Linked DNA regions of Mus musculus: region 2 is linked to region 1. A link is a loop called in an ENCODE intact Hi-C map of the cell type or tissue named here. Cell type or tissue: gastrocnemius. All regions are shown on one strand. Links, peaks and the distances in the headings refer to the core of each region. The heading gives the core; the rest is flanking DNA. Region 1 overlaps Il17rd (interleukin 17 receptor D). Region 2 has its middle 7.2 kb from the start of Dnah12.

What was found. Peaks named below come from ENCODE experiments on the same cell type or tissue, not always from the same donor. Only the 100,000 strongest peaks of a DNase experiment are listed, where the experiment ranks them.
Region 2: a loop joins it to region 1, with 2.3 times the contacts of the local background. A loop is called at or near these places in 6 of 42 quality-filtered maps.

Annotation. Positions count from the first base shown.
Region 1 is chr14:27,092,310-27,100,642 of GRCm38, forward strand. Il17rd (interleukin 17 receptor D) reads left to right here. Exons shown (of 13, transcript NM_134437.3): 8 at 1,088-1,153; 9 at 1,869-1,923; 10 at 2,467-2,577; 11 at 3,594-3,778; 12 at 7,174-8,116. Among named protein-coding and RNA genes, the nearest start is that of Il17rd, 57 kb to the left of the region's middle. In gastrocnemius, for the core only: a CTCF peak has its summit at 4,693 (motif pointing left); a DNase peak (open chromatin) is centred at 4,701; H3K27ac peaks cover 816 bases.
Region 2 is chr14:26,680,202-26,688,534 of GRCm38, forward strand. No RefSeq gene overlaps it. Among named protein-coding and RNA genes, the nearest start is that of Dnah12, 7.2 kb to the right of the region's middle. In gastrocnemius, for the core only: no CTCF peak of the experiment used is centred there; no DNase peak of the experiment used is centred there.

The sequences.
Region 1 (8,333 bases), core at 51-8,050:
CAGGAAATCCCTGAACTTTCTGCTCTTCAGATCCTGACTGCTCATCAAAGAGCTTGCTTCCATTCCTCCTTTAGAGGTGGAGAACCTAGGGCTCGGGGAGGTCACGTAACTAGGAAGGAGAAAAAAAACCTCTAGCCAAGTCACTAGCAAATCAATGGCCCTGGATTTTTAATTTTGTTTGTATGTATGTGATGGATGGATGGATGCATGCATGCATTTTTTAATAAACAAAAGACCAGGGTTAAATAGAAACCTGAAAATGAGCATCATGAACAGAGTATGGCCAGAACAATGGGAAAGGCTTTGTGGATGCTTGACGCTGTGCACTCTCTACCTGTCCTGTGTGTGCTGGGTCCAGTCGTAGCCTAGTTCTTCTGTGGTCCTGCAGCTTTACCGCTGCACTTCTGGGAGCATCTGCTCAAGTTAGATATGACAGATGAGTGCAGACGAGCCCCAGCTCTTCTCTCCTTGCTTGAAACGGATTTGCATTGATTTTTATTGTGTAACTATGGTCTGCCAAAGTTCTACATGAAAGTTCCACATGTATTTCTTGTAAGATGGGTGTCTCACTACTAGGTAGCCTTGATTGGCTTGAGACTCACAAGGCAGTACAGGACCCATGATGAAGTCAGGCTGTCCTTGAACTCAGGCTTACCTCTGCTTCCTGAGTGGTAGGATTAAAGGTGTGTGCCACCATGACAGGCCCTGCTCTTTCTTAGGTAGGTGGGTGGGTGGGTGGGTGGATGGATGGATAGATAGACAAAAAGTTTGCTTCCCAACTCTTAATCACTGAGCCCTCTGCACCCCTCCTCTCACCGTTCTATTCAGCAAAGGGTATTCTAGTTAATTTATTTTCAAGTGACAAAGATGAGGCACTCCCAACTAGGCACAAGCTATGGCAAGAGTCCTGAGCCTTTTTATTCAGTGAAGGCCAAGGAACGTGTGACAGGTGAACACTGCTGTCCTCTGATCCCATCACATCCGGAAGTGAGCTTAAACCAGTGGCAGGTCTCCTTCAGCTTTGGGATGAAGAGGCCGCCACCTCTTCTACTACGTGGGCATTTGAGTTGCTCTTTGCTTTTTGTAGGACCAGAATACAGAGACAACCAGCTGCCTCCTCCAAAACGTTTCTCCAGGGGACTATATCATTGAGGTATGTGCAACTATAGACTGCCCTCTTGTTACTTCCACAGAAAGCAGCTCACATGGAGTTCTGAGTGTTTTGTTTATTGGTTTCAAGACTGAGTCCAGTGTAGTCCAGGCTAGTCTCAAATCCAAACTTCTATAGAACTAAGGATAAGTTTGAAAGGCTAACATGTCTTGCCTCTACCTCCTGGGATTACAGATGTTTACACTATGGTCTTTGCTTTTATTCAGACCCTGGGAATTTGAACTCAGGTCTTCAAGCTTCCACAATAATCCACGAAGCCATCTCCTCAGCCCCATTGTTTTTTAAAAGAATTTATTTATGTATGTGACTATGCATAGCTGTCTTCAGACACACCAGAAGAGCATATCAGATCCCATTACAGATGGTTGTGAGCCACCATGTGGTTGCTGGGAATTGAACTCAGGACCTCTGGAAGAACAGCCAGTGTTCCTAACTGATGAGCTATCTCTCCAGCCCCGACCCCTCCCCCCTTCTTTTTTTTTTAAAAAAAAGTTGATTTACATTGTTAAGCTATCACCATTATCCTCCCTTACTGGATCCCACACCAGCTGCCTGGGGAGGGAAAGATAAATGAAATCACCAGTAGTAGATAAAATGTATTGTTTTACTTCCCTCTTAGATAAAATGTATAGACAGATACAATGTAGAGATGTGCTAGCACTTACCAAACAGTAACACAGCTCTCTCTGTTTTATAGCTGGTGGATGACAGCAACACCACCAGGAAAGCTGCTCAGTATGTGGTGAAGTCAGGTAAAGCTCTTTGGCTTGGATTTGATGGCACATTCTTGAGAGCAGGCTTGTAGAATTTTCTGTGCTCCTTAATTCATGGTTTACAAAACACCAGTCGCTCACCTCTTCTCCCTTAAACAATTGTTCATCAAGGACGCTTCCTTTTATGTTGTTGATGCCTGGAAGGTCAAAGCTGGCATTGCATCTGCCACGGATACTAGGCAATTATCCTTACAAGACAAGTAGGGGGAGGGGCCTTTCCTTCACAGGGTTTGTAGCATATTTGGAGCTATTAGCATATTTGGAGCTATTAGCATATTTGGAGTGGTTAGCATATTCAGAGCGATTAGCATATTCAGAGCTATTAGATTATTTTCGACAACACTTTACAAAGGAATTGTTGAATCCTTTTATAATCTAGGCAGCAGAGATAGAGTAAGGTAGTTGGGGACCCTGGGACCTGTTAGTCAGCTTTTGTTTTAAAAAAATGAGGGGGGCTTCCCCCCCTTTTCTGAACCTATTCTGCTGCTTGAGTTAAAAGACTTTCTCTTTGAAATCTCCCAGTGCAGTCTCCCTGGGCTGGACCCATCAGAGCTGTGGCCATCACTGTGCCTCTGGTTGTCATATCTGCGTTCGCAACCCTGTTCACTGTGATGTGCAGAAAGAAGCAACAAGGTATCTGTCTATGCTGTGCCCACTGTTCTCCATCCTCTAGTTTGCAGCAGGCCAAGGGTGGGTACCGACAAAGACAGGGCCTGGGGAGTCCTGCTTTCCTCAGGAGGGGCCTGGGACCCCCTCACACCTCCTTGCTAGTTCCTTGCCTACTGAAGTTCCCAGAATTTAAATGTTTGGCTGTTAATCTCTAGGACCTGGCAATGTCCAGGTATAATCCAGTTTTCAAACTCAGGGAGTCTGAAAAATGAGAACAGTCGTTTGGCGAGTGGCCATCATTGAGAAGTTCTGTCTTTCACCTAGAAAACTGTAGATCTGGATGGAGTTACCCAGATGACTCCAAGGATAAAAGTAATGAAGATGTTAACTTAAGATTTGTGTGCTTTCGGCTGAGCTTGCTATCCCAGTTGGTGGGAGGCTGAGGCAGGAGGATCCAATTCAGGAACTGGAGGCTAGTCTGAGTAATACAGTGAGACCCTTTGTCCAGAAATAATAAATAGATAGATAGATAAATAGGTGAAAAGCCATTTTTGTTGTTGGTTTGGTTTTCTTTACCTTTGTAAATTATACTTTAAAAAGTTTTTCTCCCTCCCTCAGCTTATCTGGCTGCCAGAGCCAGCTCTGGGCCCTTCACTTCACTGGCGGCCATAGGGGCGGATGCTGCGTTTGTTTCTTGGCATGTCCAGGGGCAGTTTCAGGTTAATACAGTGTTTTCACTTTCTGGTACAGTACTACAGAAACCGTGCATGCAGCTTGAGGCTGGAGTCACAGACCCGAGACTCCCAGGTGGAGATGTCAGCTGCTCCTTTTGGTAAATTTACTTTTGAGACTTGGATCTCACGTAGCTCAGGCTGGCCTCCATCTTGCCAAGTAGTTGCTGATGACCGTGACCTTCTGACCTTTCTGTGTCCCCTGTCCCAAGTGCTAGGATTTCAGCCGTGAGACACTGAGCCCTGGGTCATACGGAAAAGACAAAGCTTTGTTTATAGGTGTCAACCTTATGTTCTTTCCCAATTTAGAAAATATATATTCACATTTAGATGAAGAAAGCCCGGAGTCGTCCACATACGCTGCGGCTCTCCCCAGAGACAGGCTCCGGCCTCAGCCCAAGGTCTTCCTCTGCTACTCCAATAAAGATGGCCAGAATCACATGAACGTGGTCCAGTGTTTCGCCTATTTCCTGCAAGATTTCTGTGGCTGTGAGGTACGGAATCTGTTTGTTCTCTTACCCTGGGCAGGATGTGTACGCCGTCTTTCTCTTCCGTGTCATCTCTCCATTGCTGTCCTGGGAACCTACTTACCTAGAATCTTACTTTCCAAACCAGAGTCTGTCTTGAATTTGTCTTGTCTCTTACCAGCAGCAAAGGCTTCGCATGACACACTTATACTTGAAAGCTTTGAGCGCCTCCCACGCGATAGGATGTTCTGTGAGTGCCCTGTCATGGAACACGTGACCAGAGTGTGAGACTGTCTCAGTGGGACGTCAGGGAGAGGACACAATGAAGACAGCTTTTAGGAGTCTAGGCAGTTCCCTGAGGGAGGTTGGCTGGGATTGGGAATAGAGGCTAGGACTGCCCCTGGAAGAGATCTTGGGCACTGGGAGGAGTGTGTAACAGAGGTCTGAGGTCGATTGGTAGGAAGTCATAGAAACCAGTGAGAAGGCCTTAGCTAGAGAGAACCAGGAAGTAGGAGAGAGCGCCAGAGTTTACAGAATGTTTGGATGTCTACGCTGCTTTCTCAGCTTCCCCCTTTCCTCCTCTTCCTCCTCCTTCCTCTCTTCCTACTCTTCTTCTTCCTCCTCCTCCTTCTTTTTTTCCTTACTCTGTAGCTCTGGATATCCTAGAATTCAATTTGTAGACCAGGCTGGCCTCATAGAGATCCACTGCCTCTGCCTCCTAAGTGCTGGGATTAAAGGAGTGGGCCCCTGTGCCCAGCTTTCTTAGGTCTTCTTGAGTTAGCTATTATGTAGCTTTTCCATAAACAATGACACTTAGTCTTTACAGCGGGCTCTTAAGCTGTTGTGAAGGCATGCCCTGTTTGCCACAATTGCAAGTTATCATGTGATGTTTTTTAGTCCATTTGGCCCATTCCTTGGGTGAGACTGCCCTCTGGTGTTAATAAGCTGTATTTAAAGGCTGGTGGGATTGCCTCCTGCTGGGAAAGCGTTGAGTTCAGCAGCTGAATGGCTGCTGCAAACCCCTGCAGACTGCAGCTGTCCGGACAGCACAGGCAGAGGTGGTAGATCCCTGCCCTGTTCTTTTAGACTGCACATAGTTTTTGCTTTAAATAGCTACATCATCTATAATAGTGACTTGCTGTAGCTGCGTTAGCCCAGCTTGTAAAGCGTCTCTGTTTATCATTTCTGATGATTTCTCAAGGATAAACGCCTCACAATGGAATTGCTCAGTCAAAGATTGGAATATTCTTTTTTTTTTAAAGATTCATTTATTTATTATATGTAAGTACACTGTAGCTGTCTTCAGACAATCCAGAAGAGGGAGTCAGATTTTGTTACAGATGGTTGTGAGCTACCATGTGGTTGCTGGGATTTGAACTCTGAACCTTCGGAAGAGCAGTCGGGTGCTCTTACCCACTGAGCCATCTCACCAGCCCAGATTGGAATATTCTTAAAAGTGCTTATGTTTTATTTATTAAGATGAAATCAGCTAGTACAGGGGATTTTTTTGTTTGTTTGTTTTGTTTTGTTTTTACAGATTTGTAAAACATTCCACATATGATTTAACAAACTACACAGGTCAAAAGATTAGTAGACACACTATTTTTGTGTGGTATAGAATCCTAGGGGCCACATATTTTAAGCTACCAGTTAGCTTGAATGTACATAATGAATGGATAGTGTGGAGTTTTTACCTACACTGCTCTGTGCCCCCCGGTGGGTCGCATGCTTCCAGGAACTCTTTGATCCAAGAATGAAAGATACACACACACACACACACACACACATACACACACACACACTAGTTAACTTTGCTAGCTCAAAGGCTAGGCAGTTCTAGTCCTCTGCCTGATTATCATAGATTTCCCTCCAGTACTCCTGAGTCAATGTCCTTTAAATCTATGATCTATTTTTGCTGCCCTTTTCTTTCTGGGTGGCCCCCTAGTATTTGCTGCCCAGGGTGCTTCTGGGCAGCCCTTCTGTGGGCCGCATTCCTTCTCACCTACATTCCAGATGATTTTCCTTCTGCAGCTCTAAGTCTGATCCATCTCCCTCTGAATCCTGGCGATTCTCCTCTTTCTCCCTCGCCCTCACCCTAGCCCACACAAATCTGAGGGTCCCACTCCATTTCCCTTTACCCAGCCATTGGCCGCTGGCATCTTTATTGATCTATTAAAAAACAATTGGAGACAAGGACCTTTAGCATTTGGACACATAGATTTCCCATTAAATCAAAGCATTAGAACCAATCCCCAACAATAATGTTAGGATGCATTAAAGTATGAGATGAGTCAGTCAGTATTCCTTTTTTTTTTTTAAAGAAAATATTTATTTATTTATTTATTATATGTAAGTACACTGTAGCTGTCTTCAGACACTCCAGAAGATGGCATCAGATTTCATTACAGATGGTTGTGAGCCATCATGTGGTTGCTGGGATTTGAACTCAGGACCTTTGGAAGAGCAGTTGGCTCTCTTAACCCATGAGCCATCTCACCAGCCCCGAGTCAGTATTCTTTTCAGCAGATAGATAAGCATTGGAGCTTTCTTCTCTTGGGTACTTTTTTAGAAAAGAAGAATTTAATCCTTCCAGAGTAGCTCTCCGCTGTATAATCTGTGTTTAGCTCTTAGGGGTTATTTTTTTAACTACAGGAGAAATGGTACCAATACAGCTGCCACGGAATGCTACTTACAGTATCCTGCAGGAGAAGCAGTACTCGTACAGTTACTACTTACAGTATCAGATGAAAGCAGTTTGAAAGGGTAAAAATCCTTTGAGGGCATCAGACATACTTGGATTTCTTTGCTGTATCAGGGATCCCACTATTCTTTCCAACCCTCTTATCCCCAAACCCCTTGGTTCACAGGCCTTGTAGAGTTATGACATTGTAGATCTCATGGAACCAAGAGAGAGGTGCAGCCCAGACAGGGTTAACCAGGAAAGCTATACTATAGCAGCAGAACAGCGGGCTAACCCTGGGTCTCTGAACACAGCCAAAGAGGTCCTCTTTCTCAGTCACGTTCTGCATGTGAGTCACCCGTCACTGTAGATGGCTCTGGCCAGGCCTAAGCTCCATATCCCAGTGCACTATGGGGTCACGATCCACTTTCTCTCCTCAGCCACTTAGACTTGTATCCAGGATCTTTCTGCTCCTTGTATCCGGCAGTCTCACTTATCACATGGACCAATCACAGTTCCTTCCCATCATACCATCAGACATCTTCAAGGTGTCTTAGACAAGCTGCTGAAAATCCTGGCTTCTGTCTCCTCACTTGTAGGGCCACAGTGCTAATGGCCCCCTGTGTTATCAAAATGATGCCATGGGTGACAAGCAATTTCAGGAAGTCTGGTGTGTGGATGCAGTTGTTGACCATAGAGTGCTGGCGTAAATGAATACTGAAGTGACCTGTGCTCTTTCCAGGTGGCTCTGGACTTGTGGGAAGATTTCAGCCTCTGCAGAGAGGGGCAGAGAGAATGGGCCATTCAGAAGATCCACGAGTCCCAGTTCATCATTGTCGTGTGCTCCAAAGGCATGAAGTACTTTGTAGATAAGAAGAACTTCAGACACAAAGGAGGCAGCCGCGGCGAGGCGCAAGGCGAGTTCTTCCTGGTGGCCGTGGCAGCCATTGCTGAGAAGCTCCGTCAGGCCAAGCAGAGCTCATCTGCCGCACTGCGCAAGTTCATCGCCGTCTACTTCGATTATTCCTGTGAAGGGGATGTACCCTGCAGCCTGGACCTGAGCACCAAGTACAAGCTCATGGACCACCTTCCTGAGCTCTGTGCCCATCTGCACTCAGGAGAGCAGGAGGTGCTGGGTCAGCACCCAGGCCACAGCAGCAGAAGGAACTACTTCCGGAGCAAATCGGGCCGCTCCCTGTATGTTGCCATTTGCAACATGCACCAGTTTATTGATGAGGAGCCTGACTGGTTTGAGAAGCAGTTTATACCCTTCCAACATCCCCCTGTGCGTTACCAGGAGCCAGTCCTGGAGAAATTTGACTCAGGCTTGGTTTTAAATGATGTCATAAGCAAACCAGGGCCAGAGAGTGACTTCTGTCGGAAAGTCGAGGCTTGTGTACTTGGGGCCGCTGGGCCAGCCGACTCTTATTCATACCTGGAGAGTCAGCATGTAGGCCTGGACCAAGACACTGAGGCCCAGCCCTCCTGTGATAGTGCCCCTGCCTTGCAGCCCCTGTTACACGCAGTGAAAGCTGGCAGTCCCTCAGAGATGCCACGGGACTCAGGCATATATGATTCTTCTGTACCCTCATCAGAGCTCTCTCTGCCTCTGATGGAGGGACTCTCTCCGGATCAGATAGAAACATCTTCTCTGACCGAGAGTGTATCTTCCTCCTCTGGCCTAGGTAAGATGTCTTAGGACTGGACCCTTATTTAATCTGTCTGTCTGCTCTTCTATCTATCATCTATTGTGTTGTTGTAGTTGTGGGTTTGTTTGCTTGTTTTTTGAGACAAATAGACAGATGTAATATGAATTCCAGTAACAGGAATAGTGAACTGCAGAAATGGTTGTTCTGGTAATTATGGCGAGCCGCTCAAACCCTTCCACCAGCGTTATATATG
Region 2 (8,333 bases), core at 49-8,048, 410 kb before region 1:
CATTCACCATGATCAAGTAGGCTTCATCCCAGGGATGCAGGAATGGCTCAATATATGGAAATCCATCAACAAAATCCACTATACCAAAAAAAAAAAAAACAAAAAAACAAAAAACAAAACCTCAAAGAAAAAAATCATATAATCATCTCTTTAGATGCTTTCCTTCTTGTTCAGTTTCATATGGCCTGTGAGTTTTATTGTGGGAGTAATCATACCTAATCATAATAAAAGCAGAATACAGCAAACCAGTAGCCAACATCAAATTAAATGGAAAGAAACTTGAAACAATCCTACTAAAATCAGGGACAAGACAAGGCTGCCCACTCTCTCCCTATTTATTCAATATAGTACTTGAAATTCTAGCTAGAGCAATTAGACAACAGAGGGAGATCAAAGGAATACAAACTAGAAAGGAAGAATTCAAGGTATCACTATTTGTAGATGATATGACAAATGGGGCCCCATGAAACTGAAAAGCTTCTGTAAGGTAAAGGACACTGTCAATAGGAAAAAAATGGCAACCTACAGACTGGAAAAAGCTCTATAGATAGAGGGCTAATACCCCAAATATACAAAGATCTCAAGATGTTAGACTCCAGAAAACCAAATTACCCAATTAAAAAATGGGATGTAGAGCTAAACAAAGAATTCTCAATTGAAGAATCTTAAATGGCTGAGAAGCATCTAAAGTTCAAGATCCTTATTCATTAGGGGAATGCAAATCAAAATGACCCTGAGATTCCACTTCATACCAGACAGGATGACTATGATCAAAAACTCAGGTGACAGCAGATGCTGGCAAGGATGTGGAGAAAGAGAAACACTCCTCCATTGCTAGTGGGATTGCAAGTTGGTACAACCACTTTGGAAATCAATCTGGCTACTCCTCAGAAAAATGAAAATAGTTCTCTAAATGAAGACCCAGCCATACCACTGTTGGGTATATACCCAAAAGATGCTCCAACATATAACAAGGACACGTGCTCCACTATGTTCATAGCAGCCAAAATCTGGAAACAACCCAGATGTTCCTCAATGGAAGAATGGATACAGAAAATATGGTACACAATGGAATACTAGTCAGCTATTAAAAAACAATGACTTCACAAATTTTGCAGGCAAATGGATGGAACTAGAAAATATCCCGAGTGAGGTAACCCAGACCCAAAAGGATATACAGAGTATGTACTCACTGATAAGTGGATATTAGCCCCAAAGCTCAGAACTCCCACAATAAAACTCACAGGCCATATGAAACTGAACAAGAAGGAAGGCCAAAGTACGAATGCTTTAATCCCACTTGGGGGACAAAAATACTCATGGGAGGCCGTGGGGGGAGGGACAAAGGTGGGAGAGGGGAGGGGAGGGAAAAGGGGGACAGGATCAAGTATGGGAAGAGACAGGAGGGCCAGGAGAATGAATAGAAATAAGTAGGGGGGGAGGAAACTGCTAGAAAGTCCAGATGCCAGGGATTGAGGGGCTCCCAGGACCCAATGGGGATGACATTAGCTGAAATACCCAAGAGTATGGAGATAGAACTTGAAGAGAATACCTCCAGTAGACATACATGGACCCCAATTGAGGGATCTCAAAATCTTTAACGCAGAATTGTTCCTGTCTAAAGGAAACACAGGGACAAAAATGGAGCAGACACCAAAAGAGAGGTCATCCAGAGACACACTCCCCACCCCCTACATACCTTGGAATCCATCCTATCTGCAGACACCAAACCCTGACGTTATTGCTGATGCCAAGAAGTACTTGCAGACAGGAGGCTGGTATAGCTCTCATCTGAGAGGCTCGGCCAGCACCTGACTAAGACAGATGCAGATACTCACAGCCAACCATTGGACTGAGCCCAGGGAACACAATGGAAGAGTTAGGGGTATCTCCTTGTTGGATTGGGTGTAGCCTTGTTGGAGGAAGTGTGTCACTAGGGGTGGGCTTCGAGGTTTCAGAAGCTCAAGCCACACCTAATGGGTCTTTCTCTTTTATGTTGCCTGCTGATCCAGATGTAGAACTCTCAGCATCTCTCCAGCACCATGTACCATGTCTGCCTACATGCCACCATACTTCTCATTGCTGCTTCCTGCCATGCTGATATTGGGCTGAACTGTAAGCAAGCCTCAATTAAATGCTTTTCTTTATAGGAGTTTCTATGGTCATGGTGTCTCTTCACAGCAATAGAATACTGACTAGGATAATTTCTGAGCCTTGAGGGAGGAGGGTGAGAAAGACATCTGTTTAGGGCTGTATGCTTTTTTTTTTTTTTTTTTTTTTTTTGGTTTTTCGAGACAGGGTTTCTCTGTATAACCCTGCCTGTCCTGGAGCTCACTTTGTAGACCAGGCTGGCCTCGAACTCACAAATCTGCCTGCCTCTGCCTCCCGAGTACTGGGATTAAAGGTGTGCACCACCACGCCCAGCTCGGGCTGTATGCTTTTAAGTCTCCTGCTTTCTGCACATTTCTAGTTATCAGTCTCTGTAGTTATCAGTCTCTGTGCCAACTCCCATCTACTGCAAGAAGTAACTTCTCTAATGATGGCTGAGTGACACAATGATCTATGGGTATATGTTACAAGGAATAATTTTTGTTTTGTTTTGTTTTTCCAGACAGGGTTTCTCTGTATAGCCCTGGCTGTTCTGGAACTCACTCTGTAGACCAGGCTGGTCAGAACTCAGAAATCTGTCTGCTTCTGCCTCCTGAGTGCTGGGATTAAAGGTGTGTACCACCACCGCCCGGCTACGAGGAATAATTTTAATGCTATGCTCCTTTAGCAGAATAATAAAACTCAGATTTTCTCTAAGCCATGACCTGTACAGCATCAGGTTCTTGGCTGCCACAGACCCTCTGGGTCCCTGTGTCTGCATGGAACGGGTCTCTAGTCGCAGGTGGGCAAAGCGTTGGATGAGATGACAGACAGATGCACACAGGAGAGGTTGTGTAGAATCTGAATGTATTTGTCAGGTCGAGCATCAAATTTTTTATAGTACAGAAAATACTAGTTTGAAGTTACCAGGTACAAAACAAAGGAATGACTTCAAAAGGATTTACAGGAACCAGGTAAATGTTTACAGTAAAGATAAAGCTGTCCTGCCTAGGATCAGCTTAGTGACAGGTAAGGATTTCACACTCTAGTGTTATACCTTTGAACCTTGTGAAGGCTAGCACCAGGGGGTTCTGCTCTTGGCAGACCTCAAGAATAATGCAATATCACAACCCTCCTAATTTCCTAGGCCTTGCTAAATTCTTATATGAGTGTAACTTACAAGTATCTGGGGAATATCCATTTGTCAGGAGAATATACCAACTTGCTTTTAATATGCAATGTAGCCTTACTGAAGATTTCTATCTCAGTGAGATTCCCTGGCTCTTTCTGCAGACCAGTTGAGCCACTGGCTCTGTCTATTGTAATGCTTAGTTACTGAATAGGTTAACTTCCTTACTGCCTTCTCACAGGATTCTAAGCTCGGAGGCTTATGGGATCTTAGAACACTGAGGAAACTAACTATAACAAAAGTTTAATCTTAAAGGACATTTATAATAAAATAATTTTTAAAAAGCTCATAGATCCATACATCAGACTAACGCGAAAATAGAGTATGAGTATGAAAACGCCAAAACTCCAGGAGGTGAGCTTCCTTGAAACTCTCTGCCTCATGAGTGGCTTTTAGGCTTCACAGCCTGTCAAGCTGACTCAACTGGAGTGCGTAACACTTGCCCACTTTAGCAGTGTCCGTTACGAGTTCCAACTCATGGAGTGGACCTGAAGTCCAATTAAAAGTAGCTGGTTACTTCTGAAACTTTGATACCAATATTACCCTAGTATATCTTACTGACAGGCCGCTGTTTTCAGTCTCAGTTTGTATAGCGTGATTCTGATGATTGTCTTTCTCTCCCAGTAGCCTGCAGTGTACCTGTCAGTGCCGGGAATGCTACTCAGTGGGGGTGAAGCGTCTAGCTAGGCACCAGCTTGATCTCTCCAATGACAAAGTAAATGGCGTTTTCTTAGGTAGTAGGGCCCGACCATCAGCTTGTGGAGATTAATCAATAACCTTGGCAATAGCTTATGATGCTCAGTGTGTGTGTGTGTATGTGTGTGTGTGTGTGTGTGTGTGTGTGTATCATTCCTGACAATGGAGGTTTCATTTGGGGTCATATCTAATTTATATATGTATAAATCTAACATATATGCATGTACATGTATGCACACACATATATGTACACACACACACACACACACACACACACACACACAGAGGATTTATTAGACTGGCTACAGGCTGTGGTCTGACTTTTTTAACAGTGGCCGCCTCCCAACACAAAGTACAATAGTCCAATAGTTGTTCATTTCTTAAGGTTGGATATCTCAGCTGGTATTCACTATACAATGGAATCCCAAAGAAGTAGGCTCTAATACCAGTGAAGGAATGAACTTGCCAGTAAAGGTGAGGGCAAGCAGGCAAAGATCAAATGCATCCTTCTTCCAGGTCCTCTATATAAGCTACCACCAGAGGATATGCCCAGATTTAAGATGGAACTTCACACCTCAAAAAAATCCAGATTTAAGGTGGGTCTTCCCACTTCAAATGATTAAGAAAAATCCCTCACAGGAATGCCCAGATGCTTGGGTTTTGGTTAATTCCAGACTTTAGGTTTTTTTCTCTTCTCCCAAAATAACAAAACAAAAAATGAAAATCCATACAAAGACCCCTCCCCAACCTAATCTTCCTATACTGATTTTCTCCTTATCTCTTTGTAACACCGTGTTCTATATCCCTTTCCTTGGAAGATTCCCTCTTCCTCTCTGGTCCCTTACTAGGTACTAATCCTAGTTGGCTATTTGGACTGAAGCATACATGTCAAAATATTAAAAGCTGGCATCCACTTATAAGAGAAAGCATTCAATATTTGTCATTTGGAGTTTGGATTACCTCACTCAGGATAATGATTTCTAGTTCCACCTAAATAGGCCAATACCTTCAATTTTCATAATTTAATATTTATTAAGAGCTGAATAATATTCCATTGTGTAACTGTAGCATGTTTTTACTATATATTCATCACTTAATAGACATTTAGGCTGTGTCTAATTTCTGGTTATTATGAGTAGAGAAATGAACGTGAATGAGCAAGTATTTTTGAAGTAAAATGTAAAGTCCTTTGGGTATATGCCCAAGAATTGTATACCTGGAATTTTTTAAAAAGATTTATTTATTATTGTAAGTACATTGTAGCTGTCTTCAGATGCACCCGAAGAGGGCGTCAGATCTCATTATGGATGGTTGTGAGCCACCATGTGGCTGCTGGGATTTGAACTCAGGACCTTCGGAAGAGCAGTTGGTGCTCTTAACCACTGAGCCATCTCTCCAGCCTGTATACCTAGATTTTGAGGTAGATTGACTTTAAGCTTTTTATGGAACTTGGACACTGATTTGTACTGACAGTACCAGTTTCTCTCCTACTAGAAGCGTATAGATGTTTTCCTTTTCAACATCCTCATCAGCATGGGATGTAGTCTGCTTTATTGATTTTAGTCATTCTGTCTAGGGTAAGATGAAATCTCACATAGTTTTAGTTTGTGTTTCCCTGATGGCTAAGGATGTTGAATGTTTTTAAAGTGTTTCTCAGCCATTTATGTTCATCCTTTAAGAACTCTCTGTTTAGTTATGCGCCCATTTTAAAATTGGGTTACTTTCTTGATGATCATTTTTTTAGTTATATATGTATCCTAAATACTGTTTTTCTTTTTTAATTCTTCTCCTATATATTATATCTCAACTGTAGTTCTTCCCTATTCTCCCCCCAATCCCTCCGACCACCTCCCTACTACTCCAGATCTATTCCTCTGGTTTCCCTTCAGAAAGAGCAGGCCTCCCAAGGATGCCAACCAAATATGGCATAATTAGGCACATACCTTTCTATCAAGGTTAGACAAGGTAACACAGTAGGAGGAAAGGGTCCCAAGAGGAGGTAAAAGAGTCAGAGACAGCTCCTGCTCCCACTGTTAGGAGTCCCATAAGAACACCAAGCTACACAACCATAGCATATATGCAGAGAACCTAGGTCAGACCTATATAGGCTCTCCAATTCTCGGTTCAGTCTCTGTGAGTCCCTATGAGCCCTGGTTTTTGATTCTGTGGGTAATTTTCTTGTGGTATCCTTGACTTGTTTGGCTCCTACAATCCTTCCTAGTCCTCTTCTGCAGGATTCCCTGAGCTCCACCTAATGTTTGGCTATGGGTCTCTTCACCTGCTCCTTAGATACTATCTCTTTATCAGATATAAGATCTTTTTTTTTCCTTTTGTAGGATGCTATTTTGTTCAAATCATGGTGTCTTTGCTGTACAGAAGTCTTTTAGCTCCTTGAAGTCTCATTTATTAATTGTTGGTCTTAGTGCCTGTGTTAGTGGTGTCCTGCTCAGAAAATCCTTTCTTGTGTCAATGAGTTCAAACCTATTCTCTACTTTCTTCATATAATATTCAAGGTATCTAATCTTAGGTTGAGATCTGTTTGGATTTGAGTTTTGTGTAAGTTTACAGATATGGATCTATTTTCGTTCTTCTATATTCAGCTATTCAGTTTGAACAACATCATTTGGTAAGGATGCTGTCTTTTCTGCAATATGTATTGGCTTCTTTGTAAAAAATCAAAGATATGTGAACTTATGTCTGGGCATTCAATTTGAATCCATTGGTTAATGTGTGTGCTTTTATGTTAATACCAGGCTGTTCTACTATTGCTCTGTATGATAATTAGAAATCTGGAAATCTGGAGTGGTGATACTTTTATGTGTTTTGTTTTGTTTTTTAGCAACCTTGGGTTTCTTGTGTGTCCATATAAAGTTGAAGATGGTTTTTAAAATTTATTTTCAATTTCTGCAAAAAATTATGTAGGAATTTATGGGGATTTCATTGATTTGTAGATTGCTTTTGGTAAGATGGCATTTTCACAATTCTAATCAACCAATCCACAGCATGGTAGATCATTCAATCTTCTGGTCTCCTCTCTTCTTCAGTTTCCTTCTTCAATGTCCTAAAGGTTTTTGGTTTTTGGTTTATTTGATTTGGTTCATTTTCTTTGCAAGACATGGTTTCTCTGTTAAGCTTTGGTTATCCTGAAACCCACTCTATAGATAGGCTAGCTTCAACCTCCTGCCTCTGCCTCTGCCTCTGCCTCTGCCTCTGCCTCTGCCTCTGCCTCTGCCTCCTCTGCCTCTGCCTCTGCCTCTGCCTCTGCCTCTGCCTCTGCCTCTGCCTCTGCCTCTGCCTCTGCCTCTGCCTCTGCCTCTGCCTCTGCCTCTGCCTCTGCCTCTGCCTCTGCCTCTGCCTCTGCCTCTGCCTCTGCCTCTGCCTCTGCCTCTGCCTCTGCCTCTGCCTCTGCCTCTGCCTCTGCCTCTGCCTCTGCCTCTGCCTCTGCCTCTGCCTCTGCCTCTGCCTCTGCCTCTGCCTCTGCCTCTGCCTCTGCCTCTGCCTCTGCCTCTGCCTCTGCCTCTGCCTCTGCCTCTGCCTCTGCCTCTGCCTCTGCCTCTGCCTCTGCCTCTGCCTCTGCCTCTGCCTCTGCCTCTGCCTCTGCCTCTGCCTCTGCCTCTGCCTCTGCCTCTGCCTCTGCCTCTGCCTCTGCCTCTGCCTCTGCCTCTGCCTCTGCCTCTGCCTCTGCCTCTGCCTCTGCCTCTGCCTCTGCCTCTGCCTCTGCCTCTGCCTCTGCCTCTGCCTCTGCCTCTGCCTCTGCCTCTGCCTCTGCCTCTGCCTCTGCCTCTGCCTCTGCCTCTGCCTCTGCCTCTGCCTCTGCCTCTGCCTCTGCCTCTGCCTCTGCCTCTGCCTCTGCCTCTGCCTCTGCCTCTGCCTCTGCCTCTGCCTCTGCCTCTGCCTCTGCCTCTGCCTCTGCCTCTGCCTCTGCCTCTGCCTCTGCCTCTGCCTCTGCCTCTGCCTCTGCCTCTGCCTCTGCCTCTGCCTCTGCCTCTGCCTCTGCCTCTGCCTCTGCCTCTGCCTCTGCCTCTGCCTCTGCCTCTGCCTCTGCCTCTGCCTCTGCCTCTGCCTCTGCCTCTGCCTCTGCCTCTGCCTCTGCCTCTGCCTCTGCCTCTGCCTCTGCCTCTGCCTCTGCCTCTGCCTCTGCCTCTGCCTCTGCCTCTGCCTCTGCCTCTGCCTCTGCCTCTGCCTCTGCCTCTGCCTCTGCCTCTGCCTCTGCCTCTGCCTCTGCCTCTGCCTCTGCCTCTGCCTCTGCCTCTGCCTCTGCCTCTGCCTCTGCCTCTGCCTCTGCCTCTGCCTCTGCCTCTGCCTCTGCCTCCTCTGCCTCTACTAGAGTGCTGGGATAAAGATGTATGCCACCACTGCT